Regions from separate parts of the Mus musculus genome. Here region 1 is linked to region 2. A link is a loop called in an ENCODE intact Hi-C map of the cell type or tissue named here. Cell type or tissue: left cerebral cortex. All regions are shown on one strand.

Region 1 (2,500 bases), 55 kb after region 2:
CTGAGCACGGGACAGGCTGATTTTAAAAACCACACATTACATTCAGCTCACAGACTTAAAGAATTGGTCTGTGAACAGCCCTGAACTGTTCTTCCAAAATAACACCCCAGTGGGGTGCAGGGTCCAAAGCAGTGGTGTCTGCAAAGATCTAAAGATACGTTTATTTGTCAGGAAAGAGCCTGTGTCCCTGAATGGCTTGCACTTGTGTGTGGAGAATAGCGCTCCCAGCATGCCTGAGGCTCAGAACAGGAAGCCCTGCTGGGGTACAGGTCCTGCAGAAAGTGGAGGCCTGCTCTCCGAGCAGCCAGCACTTTCCTTTCCCCAGTTTAGGACAGCTACCCTTATAGCGGCAACATTATCATTTTACCTGCACAGAGGAACTGGACTTGATCGACCCATCTTGGTCCAGATGTAGCAAGGTCCTGCTGTGACCTGGGGACAGTAGGAGCAAAGCTTCCTGATGCTGCCTGTGCAGTCAGTGTCCACTCCAGAGACACCATGTGGTGTATGCTGGGCCACACAGCCCATCCACGGGGCAGAAACAGCAGCAGCAGCCTGCAGCCCATAGCCAGGCTTATGCATCAGAGCCTCCCTGGCCCCTTGCCCTTCCTTGCAATTGTTGAAAAGAGCTATTCCTGTGCCAAGATGTTTTCTTGGTCTCTTTTAACATACAACTTGTAAAGCTAACTTTCAGTTAAACCTTTCTTAACAAGGCAAACTAAACCAAAAGATTTCCAATGAATGTGTTCCTATATCTTGTGTCTTTGTTCTGGGAGGGTTTTTTTGGTTTTTTGTTTGTTTTGTATTTCCAGCCTGTCTGGGTTTGCTGTGGCTTTATGAATCTAAAGTTGAGTTCAGTCAGGCCTTGGAGGCTTGTCTCACTTCATCTCTACAGCTACGCCATAGAGGCAGGCACTCTGCAGACAGCTGCGCCTCATGACCTCTGCCAGGGCGTTAGCACGCAGTCTGCGTCCCTGGGTTCCATGCGACCCTAACCCTCAACCTCCCCAAGTTAGTGGAGAAGTCCAGTCAACAGCACTTGTCCCCAGCAGACTTGGGGAAATGGCACCGAGGAGGGGGGCAGGCACAGACAAGGGAACTCCACTCAGCTTGTAAGTTTGTAACCTAAAACCCATCCATCTTTGCTGGCAGGTGGCTGGCTGCATTTTTATTATTAGCTGACAAGTGATGTCACAAAACCTGTCTCGCTTCCAACTAGGGAATCCTCAGAGGAAGATAAATGAGAACGGGCTGCTGTATAAGCAAAGCTGCCCTCCAGTTGACCTCCAGACACCAGACCTGGGTCACATGGGCTGTTCTCCCCCCCCCCAACCCCCACCACACACACACACACACACACACCCCTCCCTTTGGCACTAGGGCACCAAGTTCATGCTGTGTAAATTATCTTCCCAGCCGGGAGCCCTGGCTGTTCCTGTCTGAAGTGTGAATGTGCTTAACCTCCAGTAACCTTTCCATTGTTTACTTTAGAGTATACATTCATAGCTTCTGGCAAAAGGTAGGGATCTCCTAGAGAGTAAGCCAGCCTCCTCTGCTAATGGAGTGGCAAGAAGGTGGATTCAGGCTTTTTTTTTTTTTTTTTTTTTCTTAAAAGGAAAGGAAAAACACTAACAAGAAAGGAGCTTTCCTTTATTTATTTATTTATTTATTTATTTTACTCTCTATAACTGTGAATTCTTTCTAAGTAACGGTCATTCTAAAATCACAGCAGCCTAATAGCCACATTTCCAAGGAAAGTCAGCCTGACACAGAAACAAGTTATTTCTCCTCCTCTGCAGTAGGGGGTTGATGGGGAAGATGGATTAGAGTGCTACAGGACACCCCTTCCTCCCTCACTGTGGTTTTCCTTCTTCATGCACATTTCCAGAGTTCTAAGTGTCTGTTAGCTGCCTGAAGCCATCCCTAAGTCTCCCTGAGCTTCATGAACACAGTGGGCCACCACTCAGGCCACAGGGCCCCTGTCTGACAGACAACACTTGTACATAGCTAGTGCTTTCTAAGGACAAGTTGTCAGGTCCAAAGAAAAAAGCCCCAGTTCCCTGTACTCCAAAAGACATCCATATATCCAGAAATGAGCTCAAGCTAGACTGTATGATGTCTGGCGGTTATATAAAAGCCAGCCTTCTTCAAGAACTTATGAAACTGGTCCCCATCTAACAGAAGGAACCATTTCCCTTACCTCTAGCAGAAGGACAAATGGCTACCTTTGTTACATATCAAAGCACAGGCAGGCCTCTGGCTCCCTCAATATCCCAAGTACCTGTTCTACATTTCAAAGTCCACACTAGCACGCTGCTAGCATGCTGTCTTCCCGGGTTCCCTCTGCCTACACACAGTTGTTCTTTCTATAATGGCAAGGTTTTCTCTGCCCTGGCTAGTCTCACCTTGCTCGCTCTAGTCTCTATCTCTTGCTGTTCTCCTTTCTCACAGATAGCCCTGGCCAGGTCCGCTCTGCTGGCCATGCTCAGTCTACTTTCTC
Region 2 (2,500 bases):
TTCACAGAGGTGTTTCTCAGTAACTGTATTTTATAAATAAAATAGTCTGGGACCCAGGAAAGCATGTGACAGAGCAGGTGTATGACCTGAGGAGAGTCACAGAGAGTCACAGAGAGTCACAGAGAGTCACAGAGAGTCACAGAGAGTCAGAACCTTGGTGGTTACTGTTGGCCCTTTAGTGCTTAGCTGTGGGTTGTTGATTCTTTTGCTGTTGTTGTTTTCTCTTGTTTATATTTTTCGTGTCTAGGCATGTGGCTTGCGTGTGTATCTCTTCACGCTAACCATGTCTTAGAGACTCCGTGTACACTGGTTCTGTGAGCTGCTGAGATCCTGCCTGGCTCTCTCACTCATTTTAGGTCCAGATCACAGATCCATTTTAGCTTCAGAGTCAGTGCTTGCCAGGTATGAGGTAAATGGAGAGGCCCCTGCACAGTGGGCCCTCTCCCCTGTAGGTTGAGTGCCATAACTTGGCTCTTGGGTATCGTTGGCTCCACTGGAGGTCAGGACTGTGGCTGTCTCTACCTCATAGTCCAGGGCTTCAGCCTCCATGTGCAGAGTCCCCTTTTAATCTGCAGATACTGAGGAGTCAGAGGATCCGGGTTTAGTTACAGTCTTTACATTTGATGACTTTATGACCTTGGGTATTTGGTGAAATCCTTCCTTATACATAAAATGAAGCTCGTAATGTCCTTTGGACGCCCTGCACATAGAGAAGACCTTGTATCTCAATGAATATGAGGAGCATCATGATCAAGTATGATCAGGAACATTCAGGATCCTGTGGCCACAGCAATGCACTCACCCCCTGGCCCTCAACTTCGAAGGCAACTTTTGCGGTAGACATTTGCATAGAAAGGCCGGCTGCTTTGCACCCATCTACCATCAGGCAATCAGCTTGAGCCTTCCCTGGCTCTGATTTACCCAGTGATAGATGATGTCCTTGGGATGTAAGTCAGCAGCTGAGGGGGTGCGGTGGGCAGGGACAGCTTGGAGGCTGCCGTGAGGCCCATGTGTGGAGCTCTGCAGTAGCAGGGAACGGAGCCATTCTGCTGGTTAACCTAATGGCACAGCTGGCGCAGCACAGGGGCCGGGTGAAAGCCTTGAACGGGTCATTAGCTTCCGTCTTCCTTGGAGCAGTTCATGTTGTGAAGAGAAGCAAAGCAGGCAAATAAACACTGATATATTAAAATGTAACAAGGATGTTTCTTGCCATCTACTTTCCTCTCCAGATGGGAATGTGACACCTGTTTGTGGAGAGAAATGGCCCTGTCTGCTTTTCTAGTTGAGACACTATGCTGCAGGCGTGTGACCCTCACGTCACACATGTGGTGTGACATCTTCTATTGAAGTGGCTTGCAGGAACAAGGCAGTGATCCTGAGTCTTTTTAGCGATGCCAGCATGAAAATATCTTGTCCGAGTACAAAGGAAGAGTGTGCTTTGGTTTCGGTGGCTTCGGGATCCGTCTGTGCCTGGCGAGTGTCTCTGGAGCCCTCGGCAGCTGCTGTCTTTAGTGAATGTGAGCGCGACTCGGGCTGAGCTTGCCTCGCAGCTCCCTTCCTGTAGAACACGCCGTGATTTAGGCTTGGCTTTCATACCTGACCCCTTTTCTCCAACAAGGTCTGCAGAATTTGTCCCACGAATAGGACAGAGACAGTCAAGGGCCAAGACCCTGGTTAAAATTCCTTCCAGTTCAACTTTGGAAAACCCCTGCCTTTCCCTTCATTATTCTTTTCACTTTCCAAGTGTTTTTAGGACTGGAGAGAGATTCCTAGTGTACAGTTCTTTCAATTAGCCCATCACTGACTGCTTGACACAGTCAGGGTGGACTGGGAGCCACCTGAGTCTTTCCCACTGATGCGCGCACGCGCACACACACACACACACACACGTGAGTTCATGCCTGGTGGCCTCAGTTTACCTCTTACAGTAGCATAATTTCATTCTACCTCTGACATTTTGCAGACCCTTCAGAGGTCAGCTGTGTCCTTGTCTAGGGAGGTTCTTCCGCCTTCCTCCTGCCCACGGCCCACGCTCATGTGCCATCTGGACACTGCTTATAATGGCTGCACCACCTAGGTGCTTTAACCTGCTTTAGTTCGCTAAGGTTGGATGGTTTTTTACATTGCTCTTTCACAAATTCAAGAATCTTATTTATCATTTCCTTAGGCTGAGGGAAAAAATGTCCAGTAAACAGATATAGGACCGGAGAAAACAGGGCTGTCCTTGGTCTTCTCCTCCAGACATCCTAACTGTGTTAACCCATTACCATTACGGTAAAGGTTGTCACGCTGCTGATGCTTGTGGTCCTGAGGTTAGCACACGTGCAGTCTGTGTTCCTTACCTGAACATCTGTTCAGGCTCTTGGCAGGACTTCCTCAGTCTCAGCCTCCCCTCCACCTTTCACCCCTTCTGCACACTTGAGTCACAGGCCAACAGAGCTCGTGAGAGCTGGGGCTTCTGGCCTGACACTGGCAGCCTTAGCTGGTCTAACCCACAGAC

Evidence for each region. Hi-C counts contacts between places; a loop is a spot of excess contacts. Peaks named below come from ENCODE experiments on the same cell type or tissue, not always from the same donor. Only the 100,000 strongest peaks of a DNase experiment are listed, where the experiment ranks them.
Region 1: it touches region 2 in a loop (1.8-fold over the local background); 1 of 42 quality-filtered maps calls a loop at or near these places.

What each region holds. Positions count from the first base shown.
Region 1 is chr17:5,323,354-5,325,853 of GRCm38, forward strand. The region is part of intron 13 of Arid1b (AT rich interactive domain 1B (SWI-like)); the gene reads left to right. Among named protein-coding and RNA genes, the nearest start is that of Gm29050, 87 kb to the right of the region's middle. In left cerebral cortex, no CTCF peak of the experiment used is centred here; DNase peaks (open chromatin) are centred at 1,109 and 2,157.
Region 2 is chr17:5,268,504-5,271,003 of GRCm38, forward strand. The region is part of intron 6 of Arid1b (AT rich interactive domain 1B (SWI-like)); the gene reads left to right. Among named protein-coding and RNA genes, the nearest start is that of Gm34854, 45 kb to the left of the region's middle. In left cerebral cortex, no CTCF peak of the experiment used is centred here; a DNase peak (open chromatin) is centred at 1,447.